Regions from separate parts of the Homo sapiens genome. Here regions 1 and 3 are each linked to region 2. Evidence: chromatin contacts called from ENCODE Hi-C or POLR2A ChIA-PET data. All regions are on one chromosome and are shown on one strand. Each heading gives the region's core, a stretch centred on a gene start or an enhancer-like site at or near the end of the contact. The rest is flanking DNA. Distances are from core to core; before and after follow the strand shown. Region 1 holds the start of CANX (calnexin). Region 2 overlaps RNF130 (ring finger protein 130). Region 3 holds the start of CBY3 (chibby family member 3).

Region 1 (4,395 bases), core at 99-2,598, 270 kb after region 2:
TTAAGCAAAATCTTCCATTTCCTAAATCAGAGGTAAAAAGACTTAACTATGGTTAATCTTGTCCTCTCAATCTTTTAATATTAAGCTCAGTTTAACTTCCCTCAACCAGCAATCACTTGTGTCATGCCCAGCGGTAATACACAATGCCCGGTTTCTTCTATCACCATAACTGTGACCTCAGGTCCTGCGAAACAGGACTGAACCAGTTCACTAGGATGGCAGTGTATTGGTCCAAAGGCATTCAGATTATAATAACGTACCGCAATGATCATCGAGCAGTTACTAAATGTCGGACTTCCCTGTCTTATTGTATACATATCTTAATTTAATCCTCACAAATCCATCGGGTATTATTATATCCATTACTTGACAAGAACGGGGGCACAAAGGGTAAGAAAACTGCCGAAGTTCACAGAGCAACCAATGACCAATCAAAGACTCGAGCCAGGGCCTTAGCGTTAACCACTGCACGGTCTATCCCTGAACTATAATCCCAGCACCATCAGTACACTAATCGCATGACCTTGGGCCAGTCATTTCATACCTCCAGGCCTCCGGTGTGGAAAGAGATGCACTTAGATGAGCTTTCGGGGGCTTTCCTGCTTTTAACGCCCTGTCCCTCTCCAACTGGATTACTCGCCTCCAGAATAGGTGCTGTAACTGCTAAGTTTCTCAACCACTGCGTGTTCTCCTTCTGGTACATTCCCCTTTCTCTTCAGGGAACTAGGGTCCAGTCTCCGCTTTGGATTTTCAAATATTAAACTGTAACGCTAGTTGTAAACATTCCCTCTCGGTCTAATACCACCCTTCCCTACTACTAGGGGTACCTAGTAGGCCCGATTCCACCCTATACTTTTACCCAGTTACTCCAGCCCACCTCGCGGCTGCCCAGGCAGCCGGCAAAGAGGCCTAAGAAAGCCCTAGAAGCAAAGCCATAGGAATAAGTCAGCTTTCCCAGAGGTCAAAGAAGGCTGTCGGGCCACCTGCCACGCCTCCCGACCCCGGCGGCGCGGCCTGGGCCCGCAACCCAACCAAAGACGCCCGGATTCGGGCCTCCTCGCTCACGGCGGGCGCGTCGGCCAGGGCCTGGGCCCTCAAGAGCCAGCCCGACCCCTCAGTCGCCGGCCACGCCCGACCCCTCAGCCGCAGAGGCGCTCCCAGCCCCCCGAGGTCCTCACAGGCCCGAGGACGCGCTCAGGTCTCCCCTCTCACCTCTAGCCTCCCGGGGACCGCGGGGGTGCCCGTGCCCCTTCCCGCCCGCACACCTTGCCCCGCGCCGCAGTAAAGAGAGAGGCGGAGGCGGCCCGACCGTCACGTGCCGCAGAACCAAGAGGCCTCGGCCACCGCTGCCGCGCGAGCGAGCCCCACCGCACGAAGCCCGGCCCTGTGCCCGCCCCTGGCCCCTGAGTAGCCACAGCCGGCGCCAAGTCCCGCCCTCCCGCGCAAGCCCCGACATCCGGTTGGCCGGCGTGGGCATCGCTCTACGCACCGTCCCATACGCCCCCTACGGCTATTCTTCGTGGAGTGTGAAGATTGGCCGGGAGTGAGGCAGGAAGTGGCTGTTGGTTGGGCGGGAGGTGAGGGGCGGGCCACGCTGGATCGAGACCGCCGGGCGCGCGCGTCTCGGGGCGGGGCTGGTTTAACAGGCGTTCCCGCGTCGGTTGCTGTGGTGCCTTCGGGGCGTTCCAACCCAACCCCCAGTAGCCCTCACCCGTCTGGTTCCTGGAGCCGAGACTTGGGACGCATCGCGCGCCCTTCGCTGACGGGGCAAACGGCAGCCGGCAAAAGGGGTAGGAGTCCGACGATCGGCCATCAGGAAGGGCCCGTTGCAGCGAACGCGGGCCCCTACGGGCGTGAGCAGAACCCAGCGCGAGCGCCTGGCCGGATTGGCGTGCACTGCTCCGCGCTGTGTGAGCCGGCGCCGCAGTTCCTGCAGAGTCATGGCTCGGCCCAGGAGCCTGCGCAGCCTCGTCGCCCAGCATAACACACAGTCCAGAATAATATAATCCGAGGTTATTTGAACTTTCAATTTATGTTTCCTGAAGTGAGATTAGGTGTCAGGGCAGAGAGATACAGGGATGACAGGACGAGAGAAAGGATGGTGCCATGGAAAGATTTAAGATACGCCACCATTTTAGTAACCCACTCTTAGTACATCTTCAGTTTTCAGTATGCTGAGAACCTCACAAAATGGAAGTGGCCCAGGGTTTTTCTAGACCTTTAGAGATCCTGATCTCTTGTTCTCTATTTGTTTGGACACCCAAAGGCTTGACTACTAGGGTGGAAAACACTAGAATCAGCGAATGTATCACTGATCTGAAAAGCCCTCTTGCCACCGGGAAGGGGAAGAAAGGCAGGGTTTGGTGTTTGCATGAGTTAGTATCATCCAACCCTCAACCCCCAAATTTTTTTTATTTTTATTTTTTTGAGACGAAGTCTTGCTCTGTCGCTCAGGCTGGAGTCTAGTGGTGCGATCTTAGCTCACTACAACCTCCGCCTCCCGGGTTCAAGCGATTCTCCCTCAGCCTCCCGAGTAGCTGGGATTACAGGCGCCCGCCACCACGCCCGGCTAATTTTTGTATTTTAGTAGAGACAGGTTTCACCATGTTGGCCAGGCTGACCTCAGGTGATCGACCTGCCTCTGCCTCCCACAGTGCTGGGATTACAGGCGTGAGCCACGGCGCCCCAACTTCAGCCCCAAAATTTGTGTAGGAGAATTTTGGTTTCCTGTCTACCTGGGGAAGCAGCTATTCAAAGCAGAATAAAATTCTGGATGCTACATGATCCAAATAATGAGCTTAAAATGTAGTTACAGGAAGTACATTTGTGAGCAAAAGAGCTACTCCTGCAAAGGTAAGTGCCAAAAGACTGTGGTACTATGGAGAATTCAATGGGATTCTGAAGGGGAGGGACTGCTTCCATCCAGAATGGACTGGCAAAGAGGTCAGAATTGGCTGGGCGAGGTGGCTCTCCCTGTGATCTGAGCACTTTGGGAAGCTGATGCAGGTGGATCATTTGAGGCCAGGAGTTCAAGACTAGCCTGGGCAACATAGTGAGACCCCTGTCTCTACAAACATAAAAATAAAAAAATTAGCCTGGCATGGTGCACACCCGTAGACCCAGATACTAGGAAGACTGAGGCAGGAGTATCCTTGACTCCTGATTGAGGAGGCTGCAGTGAGCTAAGATCAGGCCACTGCATTTCATCCAGCCTGGGCAACAGAGTGAGAACCCGTCTCTAAATAAATAAATAATAAAAACAAACAGATGTTTTACATGGGCATCGTTTGTGCAGTCCAAAGCAATTACAATAGTAACATCAACCTGGATCACCATGACAGATATAATAATGAAAACATATTATACGAATTCCCAAAATGTGACAGAGACCAGAAGTGAGTACGTGCTGTTGGAAAAATGGTGCTTATAGACTTACTTGATGCAGGGTTGCCACATTCAATTTGTAAAAACACAGCATCTGTGAAAACCAATAAAAGGAAGTGCAGTAACAAGAGGTTTACAGCCTGTTTACATTCTGACATGGAGCAACAGTCAAGATTTAGTGTCATGTGAAAAAGCACAGAGAAAGGTGTGTTTCCTTTCATACTGAAAAGGGAGATGTATTCTCATACATGTAAGCTTGGCCAAACAAGCTTACTAGAAAGAAACACGAGAAACTGCTAGGAAAGGTTAATGCTGGAGAGGGGGCCTGAAACTCTAGAAGCAGAAATACTTTCTTGGCCAGGCACAGTGGCTCACGCCTGTAATGCCAGCACTTTGGGAGGCTGAGGCGGGCGGATTACCTGAGGTCAGGAGTTCAAGACCAGTATGGCCAACATGGTGAAACCCTATCTCTACTAAAAATACAAAAATTAGCCGGGCATACTGGTGCACACCTATAGTCCCAGATACTCGGGTGGCTGAGGCAGGACAATCGCTTGAACCCGGGAGGCAGAGGTTGCAGTGAGCCAAGATTGTGCCACTGCACTCTAGCTTGGGTGACAGAGCCAGACTCTGTCTCCAAAAAAAAAAAAAAAAAAAAAAAAAGAAATGACACTTTCTTTAAACATGCATATGATTTTTTCAACAAAGAATCAGGCCGGGTGAGGTAGCTCATGCCTCTAATTCAGCACTTTGGGAGGCGAAGGTGGGTGGATCACTTGAACCCAGGATTCAAGACCAGCCTGGGCAACATGACAAGACCCCATCTCTACAAAATATACAAAAATTAGCTTGGCATAGTGGCTTGAGCCTGTAGTCTCAGCTACTCAGGAGGCCGAGGTGGGAGGATTGTCTAAGGCCAAGAGGTCAAGGCTGCAGTGAGCCAAGATTGGGCCACTGTACCAGAGTAACACCCTGTCTAAAAAAATAAAAATAGGCCAGGCACAGTGGCTC
Region 2 (4,633 bases), core at 1,690-4,189:
TATATTTGCCAGGTTCTTACATGGCACCAAGAGGCTGCAGAGCTGTGAGAGCAACTCACCTTCAATATAGAGGCCTCCCCTCCCGCAGCACTCTTCTGCTCACTCTAGTTCATGGCATGTGTGGGACATAGGAAAGGGGAGGGCGCTGAATTTCATGATTGCTGGGTTTGTTCCTTTCATGTTCTATTTGTTTCTCGTTCTGTATCCCCAAGTATTTCTCATAGGAATAAAGGACTTTGTTGGCGCTCAGTATGCTTGTGCTTTTCAGGTTTCACTGTCCACGTTACCTGCTTTCCGTCCCGATGCACCACCCACCCTGTGTGTGGCGGGCCTGTTTTTTATTTATGTGTGTTTTTATCACGTGAGTGGGGAACTTCTTTTCAAGGCCCTACTTGCCCCAGGTGCCTCTTTCTGAGGCCTCCTGGGTGTCCATGGAGCACCTTCCATAATGAGAGCCCAGAGCCATAGTGAGGGTGAGCGCGGTCAGGCGTGCGGGAATGGCCAGGTGGCGGGGCCGCTCTGCCCGTGTGATGGCCCTGCAGGTGCTCAGCCTTGGCCCACATGCTGTGTTGCATTGACTGCTCCAGACACTTCCCAAGGTAGATTAAACGCCCCTGGCCCAGTCCTTAGCTGAGACCTCTGCACAGCAGAAAGGTGGTTTGCCGAGCACCAGACTGTTGTAGCAGAACTTTGCCTAGAAGGGAAGAAAAGGCCACAGTGAGTTCAGTGAAAGTTGCACTGAAGAGACTAGCAGGAGGGTTAGACAATGGGTGATGAGGAGAAAAAGGTGCCGTGTTCAGGGCAGCTGCCTGTGGAGATCACAGAAGAGACAGGAGAGGAGGGCCATGGGTGAAGAGAACAGCCACCCAGCTTTGTGGAAGCGAGGGATGTGCCATGGGAATTTGAGACTGAAGATCTCTGGGTGAGTTGCACAGAAGCTGGACTAGCGGGGAATTTGGAAAGACAGGAGGGAAGGGTGTTCAGTGCTCAGAGGTAGGGTCAGGAGTAAGAGAGGGATGGGGTGGATGGAGAGCCCAAAGGAACTTTTTTTTAAAGACCAAAAATATTTCAGATTTTCATTTAGCTGAGGAAGGGAGGTTTTCTAAATTTGTCACCAGAGAACCAGTTGGTCTTTTTTGTTTTTCTTCATAGTACCCCACAGCCTAGAGGAGAAATTTTTAATTGTTTAGTAAAACAGAGGGGTGGGCACTTCTTTTATATCAATAATCCTAGAAGGAAACAGTTACTCAAGAACCCAAACATATTTATAACTAATTTCAGGTTAAAGAAACAGGCAGAGAACACTGTACTCATGCAGCTTTAAAAATGAAATATGAGGATTATACCATTTGGTTCTTTCTGGATAGTAAGAGAAAAGAAAGACGGAACAATAAGAAAAGGGCAAAGCAAAATCTGGCCCCAGTAGGGAGCACCAGAGCCGCACCTCCATCCCCCCAGGTGGTGCTGCGGCTTTACCAGGTCCCCACCAACAGTTCAGCAAGCCCAGCCACCCCCCACCCTCATCTGGATACCTCTCACTCCTGCACCAGAGCCCTGATCAGAAGTCAAGGCACCTAGGCCTCCCCCGACCCCCAGCGGGATGCCTCCCATTCCTGCACCAGAGCCTTGATCAGAGGTCACAGCATCATATGTCTTCCATTACCTGTCAGTCAGCCAAGTCCCATCGTCCACCCTGTGTAGGCCTGACCTGCAGCACCTTCCCGGCCACCCCACCCTAGCGCTAACCCAGTGCATAGGTCCGTACTCCTCCTGAAAATGTATGCAAGGTACTAGGCATTTGCGTCCCCGTGACTTTTCAGAGGGAGGTTCTGTAACTTCTATCAGATCTAAGGGAGTTTGTATGCCCCAAAAGGGTTAAGCCTGTTGTGGTCTTTGTTGGTCAGTAGCCAGCATTAGTGCACTTGACCCCTGCTGGAAAGTCCAGCTGGCCCTGGGGACACCCTGGAGTAAGGAACCACTCCACACACAGAGGCTACGAGTAACAAGACATAACGCCTTAGGTGTACTGAATGTATCTGGGGCTTACCTATGGATTGGTGGGTTTCCAGCCCTTAAGTAAAAGCTTTAAGGTTTAAATAAATGCCTTCAGGGGTGATGGTTCTGGTTATTTCATTGTCTGTGAATTTAAGACTAGATTGATAAATTCATTCTTCAAGATCTTTACTCTTGTCCCCAAAGAAGTGAGTATAAGGCCATCAAACAGTGATAGGCAGACGTGTGTGTATATTGTTCAGGCCAAAGTTGTAAGCATGAATGTTTGTTCCAGATCCCAGTAGAAACTGAGTTCTCTAGACCTCTTTTTATAAATCAAAACTGCATTTTTAAACAGCTGTAAATAACATTAACTTAGAAATTGACAATCAAAGTTGTAAAGGTATATACCATGATTCAATTTGGCATCTTACTTAAAAATTTCTTTTATCTTGGCCGGGTGTGGTGGCTCACGCCTGTCATCCCAGCACTTTGGGAGGCCGAGGCGGGCGGATCACGAGGTCAGGAGATGGAAACCATCCTGGCTAACATGGTGAAACCCCGTCTCTACTAAAAATACAAAAAATTGGCTGGGCGTGGTGGCGGGCTGCTGTAGTCCCAGCTGCTTGTGAGGCTAAGGCAGGAGAATGGTGTGAACCCGGGAGGCGGAGCTTGCAGTGAGCAGAGATTGCACGACTGCACTTCAGCCTGGGCGACAGAGCAAGACTCCGTCTCAAAAACAAACAAACAAAAATTTCTTTTATCTTATCCCAAACTCAGATTAGTGTTTCTTCCAAAGCTGCCCTGAACGTCTGTCCTGGCACCCACCTTCTCCCTGTTTGGCCAGGACTCTAGAGCTTCAGAAGGCTGCTGGGCCGGGTGCTAGAGCTTGAGAAGTAATTTCTGCAGCTCTTCCGGAGGGCACAAGTTCCTTTTTTTAAGAATGCAAAACCCTGTATGACTGACTTATTTCCAGTCACAAGACTGTGACTTTCTACTTGCCTGAATAAGAGAGAAAATCTCCCATCCTCCCCCGTTAACATTTCAGCTGAAAATTGCTGAGTGTTACTTGAATCTAGGCACAGTTTACCCCTTAAAATAGTTTCAGCTTCCCTGTAGCTTTTATAAACATTCAACATAAGTTGCTTAGAAGTTTTTAAAAATGATGTTTTAAATGACATTCAATCAGGGTGCCAAAAAACTAATCACTATACAGAGAACTCTTCACTTAGCCATGATTTAGTATCTTTTTGAAACTCCATTTTTCTATGTTAGCTATTGTAGAAAGCATAACTGGTTTATAAGGTGTGATTATTTTCATTCTTAATAAATTTTCTAAGTTTCCATTAGTCCTTTTTGGAATTTGGTAAAATAAAAGGCCCAAACAACCAAATCCTACTTAGCAGTTCTTACACGGTGTTGTACATATGAGGTTGGGCTCAGGAGATTTTCTGCAAGTTATATTTTAATAAATTCCCAATATTTGTCTCTTGGGGCTTAAAATATGTCCTGAAAGGGGGAAAAGAAAACTTAACTAAAAATTCCCTTTCTTTCCATTTTGGCCTAATAAGTTTCTTGGTATGTAACTTGTGACATAATTCTCCATTATTTTATAGGCATGTTTTCCACAAATCCTGCGTGGATCCCTGGCTTAGTGAACATTGTACCTGTCCTATGTGCAAACTTAATATATTGAAGGCCCTGGGAATTGTGGTACGTTTCCTATTTTATTTGTTACCACTTTTGTATATTATTATATGTATGTGTAATACAATATAACATAATTGGCATAATAGGAGGCATGACTAAGACACAGAAGAAAACACTGGCTATATTTGCCATGTAACCATGTAAGCCCAACAGGACCTTTTTACCAGATTACTAAGAAGTCTAATCCATCTCAGAGAACTCCTGGAAGAGAAGGTAAATAACTCTACTAGGCCTTTTTTTTTCTTTTTTTAAATTTAAGAGACAAGGATTCACTCTGTGGCCCAAGCTGGAGTGTAGTGGTGCAATCATAGCTTACTGTAACCTCGAACTCCTGGGTTCAAGCAGTCCTCCCACCTCGCCTTCTGAGTAGCTGGGACTACAGGCATACACCGCCATGCCTGGCTAACTTTTTTGTTTTTTTGAGAGGGAGTTTTGCTCTTGTTGCCCAAGCTGGAGTACAATGGCACGATCTTGGCTCACTGCAACCTCCGCCTCCCAGGTTCAAGCGATTCTCCTGCCTCAGCCTTCTGAGTAGCTGGGATTGCAGGTGCCCGTCACCACCCCTGGCTAATTTTTTGTATTTTTAGTAGAGACAGGGTTTCACCATGTTGTCCAGGCTGGTCTCCAACTCCTGACCTCAGGTGATCCACCCGCCTCTGCCTCCCAAAGTGCTGGGGTTACAGGCGTGAGCCACCGTGCCTGGCCACTTTTTTATGTTTTGAAGAGACAAGATGTTCAGGCGGGTCTCAACTCCTGGCCTCAAGTGATCCTCCTGCCTCAGCCTCCCAAAGTGCTGGGATTATAGGCGTGAGTCACCACACCTGGCATGGTCCACTTTTAAAAGGGTGCTTCTGTTGGTCGATGAGTATGGGATGAAGAAAGAGAGAAGGACATGATTTTTCTTCATTCCAGTACCTACCTTTAGAAGGTA
Region 3 (4,444 bases), core at 1,525-4,024, 290 kb after region 2:
AATTCCAGCAGTTTGGGAGGCCGAGGCAGATGGATCACTTGAGGCCAGGAGTTTGAAACCAGCCTGGTGAATATGGTGAAACCCCATCTCTACTAAAAATACAAAAATTAGCTGGGTGTGGTGGCAGGCACCTGTAATCCCAGCTACTTGGGAGGCTGAGACAGGAGAATCACTTGAACCCAGGAGGCAGAGGTTGCAGTGAGCTAAGATCATACCACTGCACTCCAGTCTGGGCAACAAAGTGAGACTCCTCTCAAAAAAAGAAAAAAAGGTAATGGATACCTCCAGATGGATACATTATCTTGATTTTGGGAATGATTTCACATAACAAATTATCGAAATACTTCACATTATACATTATAAATATATGTAGTTGGCCGGGCGCGGTGGCTCACACCTGTAATCCCAGCACTTTGGGAGGCTGAGGTGGGCGGATCACAAGGTCAGGAGATCGAGACCATCCTGGCCAACACGGTGAAACCCCATCTCTACTAAAAAAAAAAATACAAAAAATTAGCCAGGCATGGTGGCGGGTGCCTGTAGTCCCAGCTACTTGAGAGGCTGAGGCAGGAGAATGGTGTGAACCTCGAAGTGGAGGTCGCAGTGAGCTGAGGTAGCGCCACTGCACTCCAGCCTGTGCGACAGAGCGAGACTCCGTCTCAAAAATAAATAAATAAATAAATGTAGTTGATTTTGTCACTTATACCTCAATAAAACTATTACAGAAGTTTCCTAGGAGGTGGCACCACCACCGGGCTCTGCCCCAGCTTGTGAGCTCCTGTGGATCTGGGTCTGTCCCTTGCAGTCAGGTGGGTGGGCTTAGTAGGTAGGACTGACGTCATTTCCTTCCACTGTCCGCACACGTGGCACGTGTCCTTCAAACATGCCCAGCCACTTCCCTCCTCTACCCCCAGGTCTTCAAGGGATTGGGGTCTCCTTATTGTTCAGGTTTTAGCAAGAATGTCAAGGGCCTTCACCGAGCACCACATCTAAATTACTTCCTACTCCTCACCCTGTCCCAAAATCACTTTCTGTATTTCCCTGGTTTGTTTTCTTCACTGTACGTATCAGAATTAGGGTTTTTTTTTTTTTTTTTTTGAGACAGAGTCTCGCTCTGTCACCCAGGCTGGAGTACAGTGGTGTGATCTCGGCTAACTGCAACCTCTGCCTCCTGGGTTCAAGCGATTCTCCTGCCTCAGCCTCCCAAGTAGCTAGGATTACAGGCATACACCACCATGCCCGGCTAATTTTGTATTTTGAGAAGAGATGGTGTTTCTCCATGTTGGTCACGCTGGTCTCAAACTCCCAACCTCAGGTGATTTGCCTGCCTCGGCCTCCCAAGGTGCTGGGATTACAGGCGTGAGCCACTGCACCCGGCCAATTTTTTGTATTTTTATTAGAGACAGGGTTTCACCATGTTAGCCAGGATGATCTCGATCTCCTGACCTCATGATCCGCCTGCCTCAGCCTCCCAAAGTGCTGGGATTACAGGCGTGAGCCACCGTGCCCGGCCTGGATATTCTTATTAATTTAATCATTCCTTTTTTTTTTTTTTGAGATGGAGTTTCGCTCTTGTTGCCCAGGTTGGAGTGCAGTGGCACAATCTTCGCTCATTGCAACCTCTGCCTCCCAGGTTCAAGCAATTCTCCTGCCTCAGACTCCTGAGTAGCTGAGATTACAGGCACCCGCCACCACACCCGGCTAATTTTTTCTATTTTTAGTAGACACGGAGTTTCACCATGTTGGTCAGGCAGTTCTCGAGCTTCTGACTTCAGGTGATCCACCCACCTTCCCCTCCCAAAGTGCTGGGATTTACAGGCATGAAACATCGCGCCTGGCCCTCTTTTTTTTTTTTTTTTTTTTAAACACAGGGTCTCTATCGCCCATGCTGGAGTGCAGTGGCACAATCACTGCTCACTGCAGCTTTCACCTCTTGGGCTCAGGTGATCCTCCCACCTCAGCCTCTTGAGTAGCTGGGACTACAGTCGCATGCCACCACGCCCAGCTAATTTGTTTTTGTAGAGATGGGGTCTTGCCATGTTGGCTAGTCTGCCCTTTCATTTTCATCATCTATCCTATTATCTTCCTCCCTCCTCAGCTGGCGCCCTACTGAGATCCCTATCACTGGTGGTGCACCCATCCCATAGGTGCTGTAGGAGCTGGCTGGTAACTCTCAGCTGCCCTGGCCAATAACTGACATGTAGAAGGAGGGTACAAAAGACGGGCTCCCTTGCTTTAAGGAGGCCTAACTGTGGTGCCATTTGTGCTCAGAGTTCCCCATGAGAGCAAGCGGAAGCTAGTCTCCACGTGAGACCACACTCTGGCTCAGCCTTAGCCTTTTTCTCGCCCTGTCTTGCTTCCCTCACCCCCTTCTCCTGAGAGCATTTCCCCAATAATTCACTTGAACAAGAATGCTCAGCTTAGGCTCTGCTTCTAGGGAACCTGACCCATGACACGCTCTGTTAGCTTCCTGAGAGACTATCTTGTTAGTTCCCCTAGAACAAATTCCTGTCTTGGACTCTGCTTATGATCACTCCCTTCATTCCCCTGCCAAGAATGACAGCTCAGTGAGGGAATATGTTCTTCACTTCCCTAGAACTGTTCCTAGAACACAGTAGGTGCTCAATGATGCACTGAATGCATGCAGGGGAGAGCCCAGAGTCTATCTGACAGCTCAGCGGTCAGCACCCCTTCTTGTCCTGGGGTGGCCTGGCCTGGAGGCATTGTGAGTCATAGCAGGTGGACAAGAGCTGAGTGGGTCAGAGATGGGACTAGCCCTGGGACAGCAGCTCAGCAACTCCACCCCATCTTCCAGGTGAGGCACAACATACAGTGAGGACTAACGGGGAAACATCCTCCGAGAAGATACAATCTCAAGGGTGGGCCTGGATGTGGGCTTCCAGAGACCATCTCCCTGAACCAGATCTTGGGGATGGTATGTACCATCCAGCCTCTGTCCACCTATATGTGAGGGATAAGTGTATTATGAATTAACGAAGGCATAACAGAGGGAACCCTGCTCTAGTTCTTTCTCTTCTCACTGCCCATGGGCAGAAGAGGAATTAGAAACAACACATAGCTCCCTTTTTCACATAATAGAATCAGCACTTACTGGGCAGGGGTGGGGGGTGCAGAGAGAAGTGAGCAAAATGGGACTTGTCTGTTATCTGGACTTTGGACTTCCTGAGGGCACAGTTTGTTTGGAATAAAAGTCATGTTTAGTGTGCACAATCCCTGATACTTTGAGCCCTATGCATAGGTCTAGCCCATGGCACACACCCCAGGATGTCAGTGAACACACTGGACTGTGGTCTATACACGCATCTGTCTTCCAAGCTGGATTAGGAGCACCTTGAGGGCAGGCAGAGGCTGTTTCAGGTCCCCTTCCCAAGACCAGAGTCTGGCACAGAGCAGATGCTAGTTCAAGTCTATCAAATGACTGAATGATGAGGGCAATAATGCTGTTGGCTATGCTAGATATCCTCCCAGATTGCTTTCAGAATCCAGATCTAACCCCGGCTTTCTAATCCTTCAGCAGTTCCCTCTTACCCACAAAAGGAAGTCTAAGCTTCCGAGCCTGCCTGTAGGGCACCTTCACATAGTGCACTGGTCCACCTTCCCAGCTTCCTCTTCTGCTCTTCCCAGCACCAATCCTATCCAAGCTCGTGTTCACATCTGAAATATGAAAGTCCTGCCCTGCCGGGTACAGTGGCTCACACCTGTAATCCCAGCACTTTGGCGCTGAGGCGGGCAGATCACCTGAGGTCCGGAGTTCGAGACCAGCCTGGCCAATAAGGTGAAACCCCATTTCTACTAAAAATACAAAAAAAAAAAAAAAAAAAAAAAAAAGGCCAGGCGCAGTGACTCATGCCTGTAATCCGGGCACTTTGGGAGGCCGAGTTGGGTGGATCACCTGAGGTCAGGAGTTCGAGACCAGCCTGGCCAACATGGTGAAACCCCGTCTTCACTAAAAATACAAAAATCAGGTGGGGGTGATGGCAGGCGCCTGTAATCTCAGCTACTCAAGAGGCTGAGGCAGGAGAACTGCTGGAACCCGGGAGGTGGAGGTTGCAGTGAGCCAAGATCGCGCAATTGCACTCCAGCTCGGGCAACGACAGCGAGACTCAGTCTCAAAAAAAAAGAAAAAGAAAGCCCTGCTCGGCTCTTCCCTCTGCCTAGAAGTTCTCCATTTTCCATCCTCAACCCACCTGGCAAAGTCCTACTCCTCCTTTAAGTACCTACTTACTTGTCTTGCTACCATTCCCTACCCCTCACCCTTCCAGCTGCAACTCAGAACAAGGCCCTCCTCCCGTCCTTCATCTGCATATGTATCCCAGGGCCTGATCCTCAGTGGTCTTTGGGGAAGATGGTTTAGGTGAGACTGCTGCCTGTGCAGCGTGGAACGACGGGCTCCTCGGTGGCCAGCAGCTGGTGAGACACAGCC

What was found. A loop is a pair of places that touch in the nucleus more often than their neighbours do. ChIA-PET counts read pairs that join two places held with the same protein, here RNA polymerase II (POLR2A). Pooled maps may share reads with other maps.
Region 1: a map of B cell shows a loop between it and region 2 (17-fold over the local background). The contact joins the promoter of CANX here to the enhancer-like site in region 2. A Hi-C loop is called at or near these places in 1 of 168 maps with a recorded cell type or tissue (B cell), 2 of 37 single-sample maps with no recorded cell type and 4 of 50 pooled maps.
Region 3: a loop to region 2 is called in a pooled map, with 4 times the contacts of the local background. The contact joins the promoter of CBY3 here to the enhancer-like site in region 2. A Hi-C loop is called at or near these places in 1 of 37 single-sample maps with no recorded cell type and 3 of 50 pooled maps. POLR2A ChIA-PET finds 5 or more read pairs at or near these places in 1 of 52 experiments (BJ).

Annotation. Positions count from the first base shown.
Region 1 is chr5:179,695,920-179,700,314 of GRCh38, reverse strand. CANX (calnexin) reads right to left here and starts at 1,348. Exons shown (of 15, transcript NM_001746.4): 1 at 1,213-1,348. RefSeq lists enhancers at 94-153, 1,714-2,243 and silencers at 964-1,253, 1,294-1,703.
Region 2 is chr5:179,969,482-179,974,114 of GRCh38, reverse strand. RNF130 (ring finger protein 130) reads left to right here. Exons shown (of 9, transcript NM_018434.6): 6 at 3,609-3,705. Among named protein-coding and RNA genes, the nearest start is that of MIR340, 44 kb to the left of the region's middle. Within about 2 kb of position 2,939, at least 11 of the 41 ENCODE cell types and tissues checked have a DNase peak (open chromatin) inside an H3K27ac peak, as active enhancers do; they include B cell, where a contact is called at or near this core.
Region 3 is chr5:179,679,364-179,683,807 of GRCh38, reverse strand. It overlaps CBY3 (chibby family member 3), which reads left to right and starts at 2,774. Exons shown (of 2, transcript NM_001164444.2): 1 at 2,774-2,935. The coding sequence starts at 2,890. It also overlaps a transcript of CANX not described here.